Linked DNA regions of Homo sapiens: region 2 is linked to region 1. Evidence: read pairs that join two places in POLR2A ChIA-PET (ENCODE). Cell type or tissue: endothelial cell of umbilical vein. All regions are shown on one strand. Each heading gives the region's core, and the rest is flanking DNA. Links, peaks and the distances in the headings are about the cores only. Region 1 overlaps UNC13B (unc-13 homolog B). Region 2 overlaps VCP (valosin containing protein).

Region 1 (17,407 bases), core at 6,041-8,540:
GCATCTTGCTTAACCTCTCTGATCTTCAATTTAATTATCAAAGAAGTGGAGGTAATAATGGTATTTACCCAGTGTGGAGTTGTGAGAAATAAATGAGCTTACCCAAATAAAATGCCAGATACAAAATAAGTGTTTGATTAGTATCAGCTACTGTCATCATCTTCATCATTGTTTATTATCTGCTCCTCTTACTAAAATAAAAGCTTTTCAGGATCAGGGAGTTTGTGTCATTCACTGCCACATCACCAGCACTGATTGAGAACAGTGCCTAGTGTGCACATTAGGTTCTTTTAAAATTTTTTTAGTTAAAAATTTTTTTTGAAAGACAGAGTCTCAGTCTGTCACCCAGGCTGGAGTGCAGTGGAGTGATCAGAGCTCACTGCAGCCTTGATCTCCTGGTCTCAATGGATCCTCCCACCCCAGTCTCAAGTAGCTGCACTGCACGTGCAGGCACATGCCACCACTACAGGCATATGCCACCACACCCAGCTATTTTTTTCATGTTTTGTAGAGATGGGGGTCTCACTTTGTTACCCAGGCTGGTCTTGAGCTCCTGACCTCAAGCTATCCTTCCTCCTGCCTTAGTCTCCCAAAGTGTTGGGATTATAGGCATGAGCCACCATGACCAGCCCTTAGTATAATAGGTTCTTAAGAAATGAATCCTTGCAATAACCCTGGGAGGTAGTTGTTCATATACCTATCTTTTTATAGTTAAGGAAATGTAGGCTCAAATAAGTTGAACGTCTCAAGTCTTTTGACTCTCAATAATGGAGTTAAGATTGTATTATTGGGTATACTGAGGGGAGTGCTGATGAGGAGGTATGTCACTTCCTTATAAAATGGACTGTCTGGAACAGTGAGAGAGATCATTCTTAGGGGGTCAGGGATTTTCCTGCAAAGCAGTTGTTTTGTAGACATTTATAACTTAACCTGCAAACTAAATCTAAGTGGAAAAATCCTAAGGCATTTTAGGGAGTTGGGAAGCACAGAAAGTTTGATTCTTAAGAAAAAAAGTTGTTTTTTAATGTTTGTCCAACGGGTAGGACAAACTGAATAGCCAGTATAGCAGTTCCTCAGGGTCTGGAAAATGGTACAGACTACTGGTTAAGAGACTTATACCTTCTCTGGTTGGGCAAGAGACACTTCTTAGAATAGCTGTTGTTTTCTAAGTCCTGAAAGTTATAGTTTTCTTTTACTACATAGAAATGATAGGCGATGTGCTAAGCCCTCAGGCTACAAAGGTGAAATAATATATAATCCTTTTTTCTGAAGAAGTAGTATAAAGTGAGAAATATTATAAAGGAAGATGTTTATACAGACAACTACAATATATGATACTACAAAACAGTATTAACAACATACTGTCTTAGAAGTGTGGACATAGAATGGTGGAGACCAGGGCAGCTAGTGGAGAGGCACTTAATCCTACCTTGGGAAGGAAAGCAGACAGAAATTTCACAGAGTCATTAGTATTTGAACTAAGTCTTAGGGAATATGCCTGAGTCCACCCAGTAGGCTGGGTGTGGGAGGGAGGTGTGAAAAGTCTCAGATGTGATGGAGAATGTTCAGTAAGACTTGAATACAGGACACGTGAGGAGCGGAAGGAAAGTAAGCTAGAACGGTAGGGGAAGTACAAATCTTGAAGCACTTTATGTGCTACAGTAAGCAACGGGGAGAATTGATGCAATTAAGCAAAGAAAAAAATGCGATCAGAATTTCGAAATGGGAAATGTGGAGTATGGATTGGAGAGGAGCAAGTCTAGTGGCAGAGAGATCAGCTTGGAGTCTCCTGTTATAGTCCAGTTAAGAGATGATAGTGGCAGTGTGAAATGGAAAGGCAGCAGTGGATGCCAGAGATATTTAGGAGGTAAAAAGTACAGGGCTGAGTGATTGGATAGGGACAGAGTGCAGAGAGGGAGAGATCCATTGTCTGGCTGGGGACAGGAGGAGACGTTTAGAGATGGAAGATAGAAGTTTAGTGTTTGGATATGTTGAATTTGAACTAAGCATGCGATATCTAGGTGATACACACTAAGCAGTGGTTAATGTGTTGTGATAAAGTAGGTATCTGAAGGTTAGGTATAACTCCTTTGAGAAGTGGAAGAGGGAGCTGACTAATGGAAGAAGAGACTTATCAAGTGACACAGAGGGCCCAGTTGAAGTTAAAAATCTGCATCTAGGGCGGGGCGTGGTGGCTCACGCCTGTAATCCCAGCACTTTGGGAGGCCGAGGTGGGCGGATCACAAGGTCAGGAGATCAAGACCATCCTGGCTAACACAGTGAAACCCTGTAAATACAAAAAATTAGCTGGGCATGGTGGTGGGCGCCTGTAGTCCCAGCTACTTGGGAGGCTGAGGCAGGAGAATGGTGTGAACCCAGGAGGTGGAGCTTGCAGTGAGCCGAGATCGCACCACTGCACTCTAGCCTGGGCAATAGAGCGAGACTCCGTCTCAAAAAAAAAAAAAAAAAAAATCTGCATCTATTTGCTCTGGTTCTCATCTGTACAATGGTGGGACTTGTCAAGGCATTATGTGTTAAATACCAATGAGAAGGATGAATGTAACTTAGGTGCACTAGGATGGCCTTATTAACTCTTGCTTGGGTGGGCATCAGAGAAGGCTTCCCAGAACTATGCCTTGGAGGAAGAGTTGGATTTTCCTCTATGGAAAGGAGGTGTGAGATGCTATTTCAGGCTAATGGAACAGAATGAGTAAATAAAAATTTGGGGTTTTGAGTATGTGACGTCTTTGTGAAACAAGACAATTAGATTGTAGGAATGTATATGGGGTCAAGAAAGAGGGCAGAGGAGAGGAATTTGGGGATTTGGGCCAGATCATGGAGAGCCGTGACGGCTCTGTCAATGGATTGATTTGATTTTAATCTTTAGGCATTATGGGGAAACCTGTGGAGAACAGAAGGACACAATCAACTTTGACATGGTTGTAGAATATATTTAAGATAGTGAAGGGGGAGAGGTACATTTCCAGTTTGAGTCATGGGGTCAGTTAAAGGATTGTTTGCCTAATTTTCTTACTCAAAAGGAACACATTATCCTGGGGGGGTTGAGATGTAGATATGGAAGAGATATGTCCCCATTCCAGGGAGTGTCTTTCTCATCTTTCCCACCTTCCTGGAGCTGCACTGTTTTGGAGGATTCCTTGTCACCTAGTCCAGGACAGGTGACCCATTAAGTAAGCAGAAATAGCTTGAAAAATTGGGAACCTGTGAATTCGATTCTTGAATTCTCCCCTCTACTTGTGATGTGACATCAATGGGCCTTTAAAAGAGAAAAGAAAATGGAGGGGCACTAATGGACCAAGGTGGGTGGACTTTCCTTACAGAAGGAAGCCTGTGGGCCTATCCATGTATGGCCTAGAAGGCAATGTAGTCTCTGATGAATAGGAAAGGAGTAATCTCTGGGCTTTATTTTTATCCTGTTATGGCTTGATCGGGCCCTTCTGGAAGTGTCAGTTTCCTTTAGAGTATTGTCCTGGGTTTGATAAATAATCAGATTTGGGATTGCAGTCATGGTTTTATCATCTAGATCACTGTGATTTCTATTAGGAAAGCAGCCAGTCGATGCCCCCAGGCCTGTAGCCATTCAGCATCCTGGTCCTGGACTTAACTCCAGGCCCTACCCTGGTCCAACTTAATTTCAGGTCCGAGAAACGGGCCAGAGCTCATTGAGTGAATGCATGGCCAAGCCTGCATTGCAAAATGGAAAAGGCTCAGTCACCAGGGCCTTTGGAGTTTGAGGACTTATACCAGATCTAGAATAAGCTCACGTGGCTTCTGAGGAAGGAAATCACTCTGTGCTCAGCCAGCTTAGATAGTCTGTTGGAGTGGTCATTGGTAACAAATCTGGTCTTGCAACCTTGGCAGCCCTGACCCTTGATGCAGGCCACTTTGGAAATGGGAAAAGGATGACTGGAACCCCTGGGTAGATTTTGTCCCTTGATTTAGTTTGGAACATCTCCAGGGATGTTCCAAACTAAAAATCCTGGGCCAGCAAATACAGGCAGGAAGGATTCTGGAAGCCAGTCAGCTGGGCTCTATGAACTGCCTAGTTGTCCCGAGGACCTCTCCCTCTCTTCCATGTCCCTTGGAGTTTAGCTGGCATTTTCTTTGGGTTCCCTACTTATAGGACTGACTCTACTAACCTTTCTGCCCTTTTTTCTGCTCTTTCTCTCCTTGCAGAAGAAAAGCGAGGAGCCCTTCAGGTTGTGCCTATGACCCTTTGGGTCGTCCTTTTTTGTCTATTTCCCTCCCCTCCTTCCCAAGCACTGTATGTGTGTGTGTATGTGTGTGTGTGTGTGTACATGCACATGTGCGTGCATGATCTGTGCCTCTGAGCTTTGGCTCATGCAGTCTATTTTTCTGAAAAGCAGTTTGTGTGCATGCTCCTTGCTTGTGTGTGCTCCTGCAGATATCCCTGGAGCACACTGCGAGAATGTGTGTGCACCAGCATGGGTGTGCATTCAATGTAGCATGTGTGTGCTTATACTCAGTTTGACTCCCCCAGACACTGATTACCCTCCTTTTCTCCTACTCAGCTCAGTGTGTGTCCATTTTCTACCTGTTGCTGCAAACTCTGGCATATGCTGTAAAACCTTGGCTGAGCCCAGCACGCATGTGTACTTTGTATTTGAGAGCAGGCTTTGCTGCAGGCATTTCCTGCCTCTTGCCTGAGGCCCTAAGTGTGAAGGTACTTGTGCTCTGAACAGGCTTCCTGACCTCTCTGTTGAGCACAGGCTTCTGTAGCCCTGTTACGTGGTTTCCCCAAACCATGTGAATGCATAGTATACTAATGCCCTGTGCTTGCAAGCACTGGCTCTTGAAGACCATGAGGGTTTGCTTTGCCTGTGATTTGGGCCATAGTAAACACTGTGAATCCTCCTCAGATGAGTTTCTGCAGATCACTGAATACTCTGAAGCTTATGTTCTGAAGCCATAAGCCTAGGATCCATGCTCACCATGTGTTTCCTTCAGACACAAGTTGTGTGTACTATGTGTGCAGGCTTTTGCAGACATGTTGTTATCCCTTCTGAGCACAGGAAATGTGCATGATCTGAGCCAGGTTCTCAGACTTTTTGTGACTTTGTTTCCTTAAGCCCAGTGGTTTCTGGCAAATATCTCACTCTGGATAGGAAATAAGAACCTGCTGAGTACGGTGGCTATTTCCAGAGGGAAAATAAGTTCTGGTTGGTAAGATCTGGGGATTTAGGGATTGGCTCCCCAACACTCAACCCTTACCCCTTCCATAAGCAACCTTAGAAGACTTGCAGCTTTTCTGTTATTTCCCACCTACTGTTGTTTCTTCCCACCTACTGTTGTTTCTTCTATACTATCCCCATTGTCTTTTGCTTCAGCCACTTCTGGCTGCCTTTTGGACCTGGCCCTCCCATTACCAATATCATCCTACCTATAGAAAGGATAGGAGGCAGATGGGGTGGAATGGGGGCTCTGGTCCGTAGGGAGATAGGCTTGATTAAAACATAGACAACCTAAGAGGAGTCTTAAATCCAAAATTCATGTGAGCCTATTGCTGACCCAGGTAATTCTCCCTCACTTTTCCATCACCATTAGCTCTGTCCTATCTGTCCCTATTCTCCTCTGTATTGCCTCATTGTTATCCATAACTTCTCCCCACTTTAGCTCTCCAAAACATCACTCACTGTTCAAAGCTAAGCACCTTAATTCTGCCTCCCTTCTGGAGCTCATTTGCTCCAGGATAGTTAGGAGGCAGGGAAGTTGTTGGGAGTGGAAGAAAACAAGGAGGGGCAGGAAGCCCCAGACCTGTTAGCCTGAAAAAAGCATGTGCTATTGGACCTCTGGAGCACTCTGGCAGCTTTGGACCTTTCTGCATGCTGCTTGAAGGATTTGCTTTTGTTTATTTTGTTTTCTTTTGGTACAGAAACCTTTAAAAGGTGATTTTTGAACTGTTCCCTTCCTTGAATTATTTGGTGTCTCAAGTTTCGACTTCTCATTCTAGGGCCTATAGAATTCACTAGAATGATAATCCAAGTGTCTAATCTACCCTGGGTTCTCTTGTTATGTAGAATTTATTAAATAGAGAGAATATACTTAGTGTCAGTGAGTCAGAGGTTCAAGGCACCCAAACTAAATCCAACCACAAAATGAGATAGGAATCCAGAGAGACCAGGTCTGACTCTGGGACATTAAGGGAGTTTAGGAATATAGCTGGAAGAAGACTGGACTCTATATGAAGGTGTCCTTTTGCTTTAGTGAGGCCTGGAAGCCTAAGTAGGCCCTTCTCCTGTGCTTGGTTTACTGCTGTCTACACTAATGGCTCATATAAGAGTGATATGAGTTCTGCCATTCCAGTAGACTTCAGCCCTGCAAACTCAGTGAGCTTTGCCCTATCTCCTATTCACCAAGGAGACAGGTACCACTCATTTCAGCAGCCTGCTTGTTGCCCTGACTGATCAGGACATTGGTTTAGATGTCAGACAGGCTGTCACCACATGGTGAATGTGACTTACACTGCTCTGGGCTTGTACTCTACTGCTCGCTGCTCAGATTACAGGCAATCTCCCATCTTTCCCAGGATCTAACTTGTTTCCTATCTCTTTTTAAAGATTCCAGATGATGGTGACCCCTCTCTGCCTCAGTGGCTCCCGGAAGGGTAAGTAATTCACTGCAAGGTTTCTGTGGATTTTATTCAGTATCTCTTGATGCTTTTAGCTTTTCCCCTGGGAAGCAGGGGAACCAGCTTCATAAGCTGCATCCTGGGGAAGGAAAAGGTTCCACTATAGGTTGGTTGGTTCTCTGAGGCAGAGGAGAGAACTCTGCTGATGGATTCCTTGGAGGCAGAAGAGGGAACTTTGCAGAATGGTTACCCTGGTGCAGGGGAGGGAGCTTTGGGGCCTTCTCATCCTTGCCTCTATAATTTCTGGTCCATCTTTTCATAGTGGTGAAATACTCTTTAAGTAGAACAAAGAGGAAATTAGAAAAATATCTGCATTTGGAAACATTTTCTTTCCATTTCATTTGTTTTTAATTTTTGTAGGTACATACTAGGTGTGTCTATTTATGGGTTACATTAGATATTTTGATACAGGCATACAGTGTGTAATACTCACATCAGGGTAAATGGGGTATCCATCACTTCAAGCAGTTATCCTTTCTTTTTGTTACAATCCACTTACACTCTTTTCGTTATTTTAAAATGTGCAATAAATTGTTGTTGACTGTAGTCACCCTGCTGTGCTATCAATACTAGATCTTATTCATTCTATCCATTCCATTGTTGATGGTGTGGCTGATTAAGTTACTCCTAGGCTTGATCCTGCTCCAGCTGTTGTGAGTCATCTACTTATTCCATTCCACTGTAGTCAGGATATAAGTAACACCCCTTTCTGAGCTCTGTATGTTCTGTCCGTGCTTCTTGTTTGGGAGTTTCAGACCTGTGTGATTGTACCAGAGTCATTTTAAGCTGCTCAGTGTAGCCTGTAACTGACTGTTCTTAAAGAGAGAAGAGAGTTCAAGTACCTTCTCATTCCCCACTCCTTCCCACAAATACCACCAATTAGTTATCTAGACCTTCCTTTTCCCTTTTTCCTACAAAGGCTTCTGACATCAGAAGTCTCAGTAGTTGCTTCCTCTTGTGGCCAGGGAAGAAGAAAGATCAGGTAGATGATCTACTATATTTTTACATGCTCCTTTCCCTTGCAATTTGTCATCTTTAAAAAAAAATTTTTTTTAACTTTTGTTTTAGGTTCAGGGGTACATGTGCAGGTTTGTTATATAGTTAAACTCGTGTCACAGGGATTTGTTGTACAGATTATTTCATCACCCAAGTACTATAACAATAGTTATTTTTTCTGCTCCTCTCCCTCCTCCTACCCTTCACCCTCAAGTAGGCCCGTGTCTGTTGTTACCCTCTTTGTGTCCATGTGTTCTCATCATTTAGCTCCCACTTATAAGAGAGAACATGCAGTGTTTGGTTTTCTGTTCCTGCATTAGTTTGCTAAGAATAGTGGCCTCCAGCTCCAGCCATGTTCCTGCAAAGGACATGATCTCGTTCTTTTTTATGGCCACATAGTATTCTGCGGTGTATATGTATCACATTTTCTTTATCCAGTGTGCCACTGATGGGCATTTAGCTTGATTCCATGTCTTTGCTATTGTGAATAATGCTGCAGCGAACATACTCATCCATCTGTCTTTATGGTAGAACACTGTATATTCCTTTGGGTATATACCCAATAATGGGATTGTTGAGTCGAATGGTTGTTCTGTTTTTAGTTCTTTGAGGAATCACCACACTGCTTTCCACAACGGTTGAACTAATTTACACTCCTGCCAACAGTGTATAAGTGTTCTCTTTTCCCTGCAGCTTTGTCAGTATCTGTTTTTTTTTTTTTTAGTTTGTCTTCTTTTAATCAAGGGTGAATCATTGAATGAGCTACCCCCTTCTTCTTTTATTGAAAGATCATTTATGTTTAAAAAAAAAACTTCTTGCCTTAAGAGATACATATTGTAGTTTCTAGAATTAGCTACAAAGTTGTGGCATCAGTTGCTTCTTCAGTGATCTTTAGTTTTTTTCTTCTAATAATTGTAAAATACACACATGTCAATGGGACATATCCAGACTACTTCTGAATGTAGCTATGTAGTAGTTTTCTAAATGATTCCCTATTGTCTTTCTTCCTTTTCTTTCACCTTCGTCCTTAGAAGCTGTCCTAAGTATAGAACTTCCCTCAGTCTGGTAGTCTCATTAAAAACAAAGCCTACTGCCTATGTTCAGGGAGCTGTTTTATTAGAAATCAGCATATTGAGTGGCCTGTTTCAACTCCTGGACTTGACCCAATTTGTGGTTCCATTCTTTGCCTAGATAGCTACAAGTACCTACTTTTTCTGTTGGGATATTTCTGTCTTTAGACCAGCCGTGGTATACAGCCCAGCTACCCAACTTTCCCAACGTCTTTGCTCTCATTAAAACCAAGTACATGAGTTCTTTGCATTAAGGCCAGAGAGTTTTTTGTTGCTTATCCATCTCATTTTATAGAAGCGTCACCAAGGCCCAAAGTGAAGAAGGAATTTTGGGAGAAGACATAGTACATTAATAGAAGAACTGGAGTTAAAATCCAGGTTATTTCAGTGTAGTTTCTTTTGGGTACATTTTCTGTTTTTATTGCATATTGTTATAAAAGAACAATAAAATTAATCAGTATAGAAAAGGTGTAAAAGTTTTAGAAATGTCCAGCTGCTGTAGCTGTAATTTTTCTCCAGGCTCTGTTGATGTGTCCATAGGGCTAGGCCACACTCATACAGTCCCTTTGCTGTTTCCTTCCTAAATGGTGTTTTGTTTTGTTTTTTCTTCCCTTAGGTGGTCTTTTGGAAGTCTCTCATACCACCTCCCCTATTACACTTGATTATGAGGGCTCCTTTCTCCATGGAGAAGGCTTTTCTTCAGGAGGCCTAGGTAGACAGAACTGGTGACTCTTTTACTCTTGGATGGAGACGGTCTCCTTCTATGTGCCATTGTCTGGTATAGTCTTACTCACCTAGACTCTTGCCGTAGAGCCACCCTGTGGGTTCTGTTCTAGCACAGCCTTGGCAAGACTTATCTTTGGGGAGCAGTGTCTTTGCCCTGAATGTGGGGAGAAGCCCTCTTGAGTGCCAATTCCTACCTTGCCTTATGGAGCATAAAAGTGCCTTCAAATAAATAGAAATGCCTTGAACTATCACTGGGATAAAAGAGCCTCAGTTCTCAGCTGAAACTGTAAGAGACACTGAGGGGTCCTGTGAGAACAGATTCTATTGCTCACTCTTCCATGACTTTATTTCCCTGACTTTCTGTCTTTCCTTCCCGTCCTAAAAGCACATGGTAGAGGTCAGTTCATCTTCCTCTGGGGAGAGGGAGAGCAAGGTGAATGGAACACTGAACCCACCAGCTAACTCAAAGCAAGACTGACGGTCCTGACATATTTTCTTCTCTCCTCAGGCCAGCCGGAGGGCTCTATGGCATTGACAGCATGCCAGATTTACGCAGAAAGAAGCCACTGCCACTTGTCAGTGATCTGGTGAGTGAAGACTCTTGTGCAGGCATAGGCAGTAGCCTTGGGGTATCCCCCATTGGGCCTTGGCAAGCTGTCAGGATTGGAAGTCGTCCATTTAATGACTCAAATTGATCTGATGATCAATCATTTAAAGCCTTCGGAGACTTAGCAGTGGCTTCACAGGGACTGTGTTCTACCTCACTCCCTAGTCAGAGTCCTGAATTTATTAGCTCAAGCTCCTACCTGGAATATTTGTGACTTGGGCTCTCAAAGTTAGGATTTTGTGTCTTCCTATAGGCATCTAGCTCTTATAGGTATCTCTACAGCCTTCTTTGATGACCTGTAATGGAAATTGCCTCCAGCCCTTGACCTCTTGATCATTGAGCTTGGTATGGGATGAGCATGACTGGAGCTTGATGCCTTCTTGGAAGTCAAGCAAAAGTCTCTTCTCAAGACATAGGCTTTTGAGACTATCTCTGTAACCTAGTGTCAGGCACTGAGAGGCAATGATAAAAATTTGTGGAATTGAATTGAAACAGGCTTAAGAGTTAAAGCTGATCCCAGGGCCTCCATCCCATCCTCCCAGGATGACCAGAAGCCCCATTCTGGGTCATACCTTCTGAGGCACAAACAACCCAAGGAATTTTCTGTAGCCTTGTGGGTAGTTGGGGGTGAAGTGAGGTCCAGGTTCTCTCAGAGCTCTAAAGCTAGAAATCGGGTGTAAGGATTCAGTTAAATGTGAACCCTTTTCCCTTATTACCATTTTCTGTTTCTGTTTTCTTTTTTCTCTCTATTCTATCTATTGTTTTTCCTAACCACCCCTCTTCCCTCTTCCCCATTTCCTGCTCCACTAGTTTCTCCCTCCTTAGTTGACCGAATGAAAGTATCATCTGCCATTTTCTCTTCATCATTTTTCTTCCCTTCCATTATTTCTTACCATTTGTTCATCTTCTCCTTTCTCTCTCTTTCTTTCTTTCTTTTTTTTTTTTTTTATAGAGACGGAGTCCCTGTTACCCAGGCTGGTCTCAAACTCCCGGGCTCAAGTGATCCTCCTGCCTCAGCTTCCCAAAGTGCTGGGATTACAGGCGTGAGCCACCATGCCCGACTCCTCCTTTCTAATGTACCTCTTCTTCCACTAGCTCTTCATCTAGCTGGTTGAAGATAAATTCTGATGCCATGTCTTCTTCAATACCATTTTCCTTTCCTTAATGTCTCTCATCTCCTCTTTTTTTTCTTCCTCTTCTTCCTACTTTTTTTCCTCATCCTTTCTCACTGTTTGCCCATGAGCAAGTATCTAGTTTATTTCTTGCTATCCCTCTCTGTCTTTTGCCCTATCTTTGGCTTTATGGCATAATACTCCTTAGAGTAGGTGCTCTAGGCTTTGGGTCCTGGCCAGTGGTCTGGGTTGAAGACAGTTTTTAGTGGACAGAAGCAGAGTGGATTGGGAAATGCTCCCTGCTTTGGACTATAGGGAAGAACCTCTCAGTTGCCTCTGAAAGTTTTCATGCCCTTTCGAGCCTTTAACATCATGTTGTTCTTTTCTCTGCTGTCCTCTACGCAGGCTATGGTGAGTGTCTCCAGAGCCCTTTCTCATCCTCTTTAAAAGTCTGCATCCCTGGCTGGTTGCAGTGGCTCATGCCTGTAATCCCAGCACTTTGGGAGGCTGAGGCGGGCGGATCACAAGGTCAGGAGTTCGAGACTAGCCTGACCAACATAGTGAAACACTGTTTCTACTAAAAATACAAAAAAATTAGCCAGCCGTGGTGGCGAGTACCTGTAATCTCAGCTACTTGGGAGGCTGAGGCAGGAGAATCGCTTGAACCCGGGAGGCGGAAGTTGCAATGAGCTGAGATCGCACCACTGCACTCCTGCCTGGGCGACAGTGCAAGACTCTGTCTCCAAACAAACAAACAAACAAACAAAATCCTCATCCCAAATCACTTGGGCCCTTCCCAGCTGTTCCTCCTGCTTAGGCTGATATTATGACTTCTGCCTTCTCAGCGTCCTCTGCCTTTAGGAAACCATGTGCCTCTCCAGGGGCTGCCCCTAAAGCTTGGGCTTGGCAGATACATGGGCCCTGTGCAAGAGTGTGGCTAGCAAGGCAGCCCCAGCTCTCAGACTTAACTCTCTGGGCTTGGCAGATACATGGGGCCCCTGTGCAAGAGTGTGGCTAGCAAGGCAGCCCCAGCTCTCAGACTTAACTCTCTGGGCTTGGCAGATACATGGGGCCCCTGTGCAAGAGTGTGGCTAGCAAGGCAGCCCCAGCTCTCAGACTTAACTCTCTGGGCTTGGCAGATACATGGGGCCCCTGTGCAAGAGTGTGGCTAGCAAGGCAGCCCCAGCTCTCAGACTTAACTCTCTGGGCTTGGCAGATACATGGGCCCCTGTGCAAGAGTGTGGCTAGCAAGGCAGCCCCAGCTCTCAGACTTAACTCTCTGTGCTTGGCAGATACATGGGGCCCTGTGCAAGAGTGTGGCTAGCAAGGCAGCCCCAGCTCTCAGACTTAACTCTCTGGGCTTGGCAGATACATGGGGCCCCTGTGCAAGAGTGTGGCTAGCAAGGCAGCCCCAGCTCTCAGACTTAACTCTCTGGGCTTGGCAGATACATGGGCCCTGTGCAAGAGTGTGGCTAGCAAGGCAGCCCCAGCTCTCAGACTTAACTCTCTGTGCTTGGCAGATACATGGGGCCCTGTGCAAGAGTGTGGCTAGCAAGGCAGCCCCAGCTCTCAGACTTAACTCTCTGGGCTTGGCAGATACATGGGGCCCCTGTGCAAGAGTGTGGCTAGCAAGGCAGCCCCAGCTCTCAGACTTAACTCTCTGGGCTTGGCAGATACATGGGGCCCTGTGCAAGAGTGTGGCTAGCAAGGCAGCCCCAGCTCTCAGACTTAACTCTCTGTGCTTGGCAGATACATGGGGCCCTGTGCAAGAGTGTGGCTAGCAAGGCAGCCCCAGCTCTCAGACTTAACTCTCTGGGCTTGGCAGATACATGGGCCCCTGTGCAAGAGTGTGGCTAGCAAGGCAGCCCCAGCTCTCAGACTTAACTCTCTGTGCTTGGCAGATACATGGGGCCCTGTGCAAGAGTGTGGCTAGCAAGGCAGCCCCAGCTCTCAGACTTAACTCTCTGGGCTTGGCAGATACATGGGGCCCTGTGCAAGAGTGTGGCTAGCAAGGCAGCCCCAGCTCTCAGACTTAACTCTCTGGGCTTGGCAGATACATGGGGCCCCTGTGCAAGAGTGTGGCTAGCAAGGCAGCCCCAGCTCTCAGACTTAACTCTCTGGGCTTGGCAGATACATGGGGCCCTGTGCAAGAGTGTGGCTAGCAAGGCAGCCCCAGCTCTCAGACTTAACTCTCTGGGCTTGGCAGATACATGGGGCCCCTGTGCAAGAGTGTGGCTAGCAAGGCAGCCCCAGCTCTCAGACTTAACTCTCTGGGCTTGGCAGATACATGGGGCCCCTGTGCAAGAGTGTGGCTAGCAAGGCAGCCCCAGCTCTCAGACTTAACTCTCTGGGCTTGGCAGATACATGGGGCCCCTGTGCAAGAGTGTGGCTAGCAAGGCAGCCCCAGCTCTCAGACTTAACTCTCTGGGCTTGGCAGATACATGGGGCCCTGTGCAAGAGTGTGGCTAGCAAGGCAGCCCCAGCTCTCAGACTTAACTCTCTGGGCTTGGCAGATACATGGGGCCCTGTGCAAGAGTGTGGCTAGCAAGGCAGCCCCAGCTCTCAGACTTAACTCTCTGGGCTTGGCAGATACATGGGGCCCCTGTGCAAGAGTGTGGCTAGCAAGGCAGCCCCAGCTCTCAGACTTAACTCTCTGGGCTTGGCAGATACATGGGGCCCCTGTGCAAGAGTGTGGCTAGCAAGGCAGCCCCAGCTCTCAGACTTAACTCTCTGTGCTTGGCAGATACATGGGCCCTGTGCAAGAGTGTGGCTAGCAAGGCAGCCCCAGCTCTCAGACTTAACTCTCTGGGCTTGGCATATACATCGGGCCCTGTGCAAGAGTGTGGCTAGCAAGGCAGCCCCAGCTCTCAGACTTAACTCTCTGGGCTTGGCAGATACATGGGGCCCCTGTGCAAGAGTGTGGCTAGCAAGGCAGCCCCAGCTCTCAGACTTAACTCTCTGGGCTTGGCAGATACATGGGGCCCCCTATGCAAGAGTGTGGCTAGCAAGGCAGCCCCAGCTCTCAGACTTAACTCTCTGTCCTGCTTGATTTGACTGAGGCTTCAATGCCCTTTTCACTTGCCAAGTGCCCTACTTGTAGGCCTGCTGGCCTCTGCAGCCATCCAGGGATTATGTGGGCTTGGGGAGGTGCCAAGGTATAGAGGTTAGCATGGAATCATTTTTCTCCATAATGGCTCTTGAATGTGACTCTGACAGAGTTGTGTGTCTCTATTATTCTTAATTACCTGTTTCCTACTATAGTTCTAAGCTTTTCATTTTCCTTTGCCTTCCCATAAACAAGGAGTTTCTGTGGGGTAGGACACTAAGAAGAGTGAAAGAAAAAGAAACTCTTTGGATGATAGATACCCTGAAGAAAGTGCTGTTCTAACATAGTTAGAGCAGCCCCCTGAGGGCCTTGGGTTTTGCATCTTAACCTGGGACACTTGTCACCTGTTAGGGCGGTTGCTGTGAGTGACAATAAAAATAGAAAGTACTGTAGTAAGCTATAGTCAAGTGGCTTTGGTCACTGAAGCTCCCTCCCCCAGACTTTGCCAGCCCTTGGCAGTGGTCAGGGCTAACAGCAGATCTTCCCTGACAGTCACTGGTCCAGTCTCGGAAGGCAGGAATCACTTCTGCAATGGCTACACGCACTTCTCTTAAGGACGAAGAGCTGGTAAGTGTCCCAAGTGCTTTCGTAAGTCCACTGGCCTCAGGACTGGTGATCATCTCTGTAGCCATGCTATTAATAATTGGGAATTCTGGGAATTCAAGAGTGCTGGACACACATTGCTGATGAAAAAGATAGATAGCATCAGGTGTTAGTTTTCCACACTGGGAAAGACTCTAAGCAAGTCTAGATCAGAGAGTAAGCCCAAGTCTCATGTTGAAGGGTGTGACCACTGAACTCAAGGTTTTATGATGGACCTAGTACCTTCTGTTTTCTTAGAAAGCGTGAATGCTGGAACAAGGCTCGGATCCAGCATCAGGTCCAACCTGTGTTGGACAACCAGAAGCACACTATATTGTGGGCCTCATTCTGCTATGCTGGGCTCTGGGCTGGGCCAGGATAGAGCATCTTCTTCATTGCCAGAGGAGACACGAAATCAAGGTCCTGATTGTCCCACAGGGTCTCAGTTCTGGTATCTCCCTGCAGAACCCAAAAGTCATGGGGACCAGGCATGTTGGCTTATGCCTGTAATCCCAGCACTTTGGGAGGCCAAGGCAGGTGGATCACTTGAGGTCAGGAGTTCGAGACAAGCCTGACCAACATGGTGAAACCCTGTCTCTACTAAAAATACAAAAATTAGCTGGGCATGGTAGCATGTGCATGTAATCCCAGCTACTTGGGGGCCAAGGCAGGAGAATTGCTTGAACCTGGGAGGTGGAGGTTGCAATGAGCCGAGATCATACCACTGCACTCCAGCCTGGGCAACAGAGCAAGACTCTGTCTCAAAACAAACAAAAAACAAAAATCATGGGATGGGGTATGTGTCTTTCAGAAATCCCACGTGTATAAGAAAACCCTGCAGGCCTTAATCTACCCCATTTCGTGCACCACTCCTCATAACTTTGAGGTCTGGACGGCCACTACCCCAACCTACTGCTATGAGTGTGAAGGCCTGCTCTGGGGCATTGCCCGGCAGGGCATGCGCTGCAGCGAATGTGGAGTCAAGTGCCATGAGAAGTGCCAGGATCTGCTCAATGCTGACTGCCTGCAGCGTGAGTGCCCTGCGGGATGAGGGGCGGGGAGTGGGGCAGCAGGGGCTTTCCAAAATAGTCTGCAGCAAAGAGCTGGGATGGCTGAACCAATCATTCCCCCAGTCCACCTGATTCTGAAACCCTATCCATTTCAGAGAAGGTAGGATTCTGAATCAAGGGGCATTGCCTTTCCAAATAACAGGTCTTACACTACCTTCTTAAGCACCTTTAGGAAAAATTCTTTGAGCTTTCTGTGGTAGTGTAGCTAGAATCTTATAGGATTCAGTTGATCCCAGAGACTGAGCTTTGTAGTGTATACAGCACAGCGGCCTTATTGTCCAAATGACAAAAGCATCAGGATCTGAGGCTAATGAGAGGAAAGAAATAGAGTTTTGTGGGGTTCCAGGCCCCACAGAGGAACCTCCTAAAGCCTAGAATCTAGGACTCAGGGAAGGCAGCATTCATTACTTGTTTTTAGACAATAGTGCCAGAAATAGAAATGTCAAATGAATCTGGTAGAGGTCCAAGAGGAGAGTATACCAGACCCCCAGGGCCTTGGCTAAATATATGACTTGTCCTGCCATGATGGAGTGGGGACAATAGGAGCAGGAAAAGCAACAAGTTCTTGTTAGAGGAAATGGTAGCGCTCAAAGTTCATATCTCCTTGCTCCCCTCCTGCTGGCCTTGCACTCACTGTGGCTGGACCCCAGGAAAAGCAGGGGTGAAGGAAGTGGGAAACTATTTTCCTGCCCTCCAGACCTCCCAGGTATTACCCACAAGCCAAGCTGTAGCACTGAAAGCTTTAAAGATTGTGCTAGGAGAAGGGAAGGTCACCTCTAGACCCACAAGTACTTCATTATCCCAAGGACAGCTATGACATATAAAAGGGGACCAGGGAGAGGCCTTGAGCAATTATTCATGGAAAATGTCCTTTGAAGAGCCTCAAATTGGTGCCAATGGCAAGGCTAGGTTAGACGTGAAGAGACAGGTAGGACAGAGTCAGCGGAAGAGATGGGCTCTGAAAAGACTGCCTGAAGACAAATGCTAGTAATGACTTGGCCAAAATCCATCATGAAGGGGTGGCAAGTGCAGGTGCCAGAGGGCCCTTGCTTAATTGCTGAGAACTAGCAACCAGGCTGGCTGCATAGTTTCTCCACTGCTCTGCAGCCTCTCCCAGGCCCCATTCCTCAGCTCAACCCTTGGTCTGGTAGGTGACCTGTTGTGTTCCTGGCCACCTTCAGGGGCTGCAGAAAAGAGCTGTAAACATGGAGCTGAGGACCGGACCCAGAACATTATCATGGCCATGAAGGACCGCATGAAGATCCGAGAGCGAAATAAGCCAGAGATCTTTGAAGTTATCCGGGACGTCTTCACAGTGAACAAAGCTGCCCATGTGCAGCAGATGAAAACAGTGAAGCAGAGTGTACTGGATGGCACCTCCAAATGGTCAGCCAAGATCACCATTACTGGTGAGCAGGCCACAGTTTGAGGGGACAGGAAGGCCTGGGCTATGGGGAGGAGACTGGGG
Region 2 (4,358 bases), core at 1,845-4,344, 300 kb before region 1:
GGCTGAGGCAGGAGAATTGCTTGAACCCAGGAGGCGGAGGTTGCAGTGAGCCGAGATTGCACCACTGCGCTCCAGCCTGGGGGACAGCGCGACACTCTGTCTCAAAAAAAAAAGAAAAGAAAATGAGACTAGGCTTGATGGCTCATGCCTGTAATCCCAGCACTTTGGGAGGCCATGGCAGATGGATCACTTGAGCCCAGCAGTTTGAGACCAGCCTGGGCATCATAGTGAGACCCTGTCTCTTTTTTTTTTTTTTTGAGACAGAGTCTTGCTCTGTCACCCAGGCTGCAGTACTGTGGCCCAATCTTGGCTCACTGCAACCTCCACCTCTTGGGTTCAAGCAATTCTCATGCCTCAGCCTCCCAGGTAGCTGGGATTACAGGTGCCCACGATGGGGTTTCGCCATGTTGGCCAGGCTGGTCTCAAACTCCTGGCCTCAAGTGATCCACCCGCCTCAGCCTCCCAAATTGCTGGGATTATAGGTGTGAGCCACGGTGCCCAGCTGACCCCATCTCTTAAAAAATGAATAAATAAATACAGGGGAAAAGCATAAAAGATTTAAAAAAAAAAAAAGAAAAAGAAAATGAGATAAAGATGTTCCAAGGTTTATTCCCTACAGTCAATAATCCTTAAGCTCAGAATTAGCTCTCACCTTTCCGGATGGGTCGATACGCTTCCAGGAAGTACGGCTTAAGGTATACCTCGAAGAGATTACCAGTAATGCCTTCCACTGTGTCATCAATGGGCAGCACATGGATACGTTTGCCGTACTTCACATCAGGGCATGGCTGGATGCTGAGGATGACAAGCAGACTCCATATTACCAACCACACTTCGGGCCCAAGCACTGGGTGTCCAAAAGGGCCTGGCACAGATAGCTGATAGTAAGTGAAAAAGAAAAGGCAGGATGGCTTTAGGCGAAGAGAGGAAGGAGAACAGGGTGGAAGTGAGGGCGAAGGAACAGCCCCACTCACTCCTAATCAGTGAGCCAAAATCAAGAGCCACACATTTAGAAACCCCACAAAGACATGCAGGGTCTTCAGGGAGATATCCAAGGATGATCCCCTTCTAGCTAATACTGGTGACCCAATATTACAAGGGAAGGTCTTAAGCTAACAATTGTCAGGGTCAGTGAAACAGAAGTGAAAAAAACAAAATTATCTCAGCCAGGTGGTCAGAACACCTTGAGGAAGTGACTAAGCACTCCCAAGAAGAAAGCTACATGAAACTTAGACTCCATTCAAAAGAATCAAAAGCCTGAGATGATCCTGGCCAGGTGATGGTTGGTTGGGTAGGAGTGGCTAGAGATGACTCCAAGATGGGGTAACCTCTTGCCTAAAATTATGCAAGAACAAGCAAAATCACTCACATTGAGAGCTATCCCAGGTCTGGCTCCAACTATTCCTCTCTCCCGGGTTAACTTAGGGGCTTAAAAGACCTGCTAGCAGCTCACCTTCCATGCCCATACCCCCACCTCATTCCAACCCCAACACAAGCCATCAATTAGACATACTAGTGAGAGTAGTGAGGAGATTATTTGGCATATACATACACACCCTCGAGTGGTATCCTAAGCCAGGATATAAGTATGATAAATTACACCTCTAGTAGGAAAAAATAAAGCCATCAAGAAAGTTACAGGAACGCCAATTTGTCTCAAGGGACCTGCAGAAATGGATTTTGAAGTCCCAGGGAGGCAGAACCAAAACCTAAAGACAACCCTGAAGCATAAGTCTTCCCATGACCAGGAGGCTTCCTGCATCGACAGGTGCCAAGAACTTGGTCCTGCCTGTAATACATGGGTCCTGCCTGTAATGCAGGCTATCTCTGGCCTCCCATCCCTGTGAAGCCAAAAACCCCACACACACCTGATGACATCCCCTAGGCGTACACGAAGGTTATTCCGAACAACTCTATTCATCCGAATCTTCTCATCAGAACAAGTATCATCAGAAAGGACGATGCAAACAGCTTCTCGTCTCTTCTTTCCTTTCAGCAACACTGTGTCACCTCGGAACAACTGCAATTCATCCATCTTGGGCTGAGGAAAGAAAGTTAAGGCCTTTGGGTCATTGGGCTGACGGGGAGTAAGCAGCAGCCCTGGAGATTGGGATTCCCAGTAAACCCCACTCTATCTGCAGTCACTGCAAGAAAAATGAGAAAAGAAACCTGGGAAAATCCCTCAAGTAAGTGCAGTAAGGAAAGACTAGTCTGTGGCCACAGCTTACCTGGGACAAGGACACCACACTGTTGTCCTCATTGATGGCTTCATCAACAATTAACCGATTGGGACGGTTCTTCTGTTTGAGAATGGCTGTTGATAGGTCATCACCTTTTGAACTAGAAGGAGGAAATGGAGTCAGTAGATACTCCTGCCCCAAGCGCCTCGCCAGTCTCTAAAACTCATACTTAGGAAAGAAACAGTGAATAGATGAAGCTGTCCCTAGACCAGAAAGCTCAGATGAAGGAAAGGCAGCCAAGGTCACGAGGAGCAGTATCTACCATACATATTACAATACCCATTCCAGCAGCTCCTGGTATTTTGAGCGTCAGTGTCCCAGCTATAAGGCCCCAAGTGAGTGATCCTGCCCCAGGGTCAGAAAATAATGGCCTAAGAAGAAGACATAATAGAAATGGAGGCTGAATAGTTGTTAGAGAAATAAAAATAGTCTTAGACTTACAGAAGAGTGGTTAAGAGCAGGAACTCTATAGTCAGACCCATTGGGTCTGAATTCCAATTATGCCACTGCTTAATTGTGATCTTGGGCAAGTTACCTAACCTCTGAACTTTGATGTCCTCCTCTATAAAAGAAGGAATATAATACTTATCTCAGAGGCTTATTGTCTTAAGGGAGATAATGAATGTAAAATGCTTAACATAATACCTGGCACATGGTATTAATGGTCACCATGATTAACAGTATAGAGTAAAGCATAAGCTAACTTTCCAGGGAATTAAGTAAGCCAGACAACCTCCCTTGAGGCTCAGGGAGGCCTTAAGTTCTACCAAGCAAGCCTGGGGACAACGAAGCAGAATCATTGGTGCTACCCTCCTTATAGGCTAAACCTACTGATGCCAGGGCATTCCATAGTACCAAAGGAATGCCAAGCATAAAGACCATCATATTTGGAAAAAACACTAACAGACATCAAACCGCCAGAAAGAGGCTCAAGGTCAAAAGGAACTTCACAGTAATATCTGCAAAAGTACACAATTCCATAAAGTTGGCTCAAAAAATCAAAACCAAGAAATGCTGAGACATGGGGCAAATCCAAATCCCTCTCACCCAAATCAAAGTCGACTGGGTCTACACTCAGTGTTATTTCCTAGAAGCTAGGATCATTCACCAGACAGTGACACCAACTTATTACCTAGCCCGTTTCCAGCTGTCACTTACTAGACTCAGCAAGCTCCCTCTCCCTTTTTTTTTTTTTTTTTTTTTTTTTGAGATGGAGTTTCGCTTTTGTTGTCCAGGCTGGAATGCAATGCTGCGATCTCAGCTAACTGCAACCTCCACCTCCCGGGTTCAAGTGATTCTCCTGCCTCAGCCTCCCGAGTAGCTGGGATTACAGGCATGCGCCACCACACCTGGCTAATTTTGCATTTTTACTAGAGATGGGGTTTCACCATGGTGGTCAGGCTGGTCTCGAACTCCTGACCTCAGGTGATCTGCCCACCTCGGCCTCCCAAAGTACTGGGATTACAGGCGTGAGCCACAGCACCCAGCGCTCTCTCTTTTTTAAGAGCGGCCTCGTGTTAGTAAGGCTCAGGAAAACATAAGCATTAACCAAAGTAGGAAGGCCAGACAATGAAGGAAGCAAAGAAAATAAATTTTTAAAACGAATTTCTTCATTCAACAAATTCATGAGTCTCTATTATGTACCAGGCATTGTTCTAAGGGCTGGGGATACTGAAGTCAACAAAACAAGACAAAATAGTATTCCCATTGGAAATATCCTCACAATTTGCAAGAGACAAAGAAAAATGCTGTGCTCAGCTAGGAAGCCATGGGGTTCTTACATCTTTGGGTCCTGATACACCCAAGAGAAAAACAAACCCCATTCATCTAACAAAATGGTAGGCCTTCTGCTAACCCTCACACATAGGCTGCATTTTTAACCACTGCCTCTAAACTAGTTTCTAACGACAGTTTCCTCTGCTCAAATTTGCTTCCCCCATTCCAAAAGTCTGCCACTCCAGGCACAATGCTGCTGAGTAGGCAGACTCTTCCAATGCTTATCAACACACTAGAGGCCAAGCATGCTCAATGTGACAGTTGAGAGCAATGTAAACCCACGAGCTCTCCCACTCCTGTCCCATCAAAATACTCTTCCAGGGACTGCCCATCTTCTTGCTT

Evidence for each region. Peaks named below come from ENCODE experiments on the same cell type or tissue, not always from the same donor. Only the 100,000 strongest peaks of a DNase experiment are listed, where the experiment ranks them.
Region 2: POLR2A ChIA-PET joins it to region 1 with 15 read pairs; 2 of 35 experiments call an interaction of 5 or more read pairs at or near these places.

Annotation. Positions count from the first base shown.
Region 1 is chr9:35,360,348-35,377,754 of GRCh38, forward strand. It overlaps UNC13B (unc-13 homolog B), which reads left to right. Exons shown (of 40, transcript NM_001371189.2): 12 at 6,600-6,646; 13 at 9,971-10,049; 14 at 14,780-14,854; 15 at 15,681-15,900; 16 at 17,121-17,348. Among named protein-coding and RNA genes, the nearest start is that of RUSC2, 120 kb to the right of the region's middle. RefSeq lists an enhancer at 12,924-13,476. In endothelial cell of umbilical vein, for the core only: no CTCF peak of the experiment used is centred there; a DNase peak (open chromatin) is centred at 7,324; H3K27ac peaks cover 467 bases.
Region 2 is chr9:35,066,023-35,070,380 of GRCh38, forward strand. It overlaps VCP (valosin containing protein), which reads right to left. Exons shown (of 17, transcript NM_007126.5): 2 at 2,229-2,340; 3 at 1,869-2,041; 4 at 653-795. Among named protein-coding and RNA genes, the nearest start is that of VCP, 4.4 kb to the right of the region's middle. In endothelial cell of umbilical vein, for the core only: no CTCF peak of the experiment used is centred there; no DNase peak of the experiment used is centred there; H3K4me3 peaks cover 257 bases; H3K27ac peaks cover 218 bases.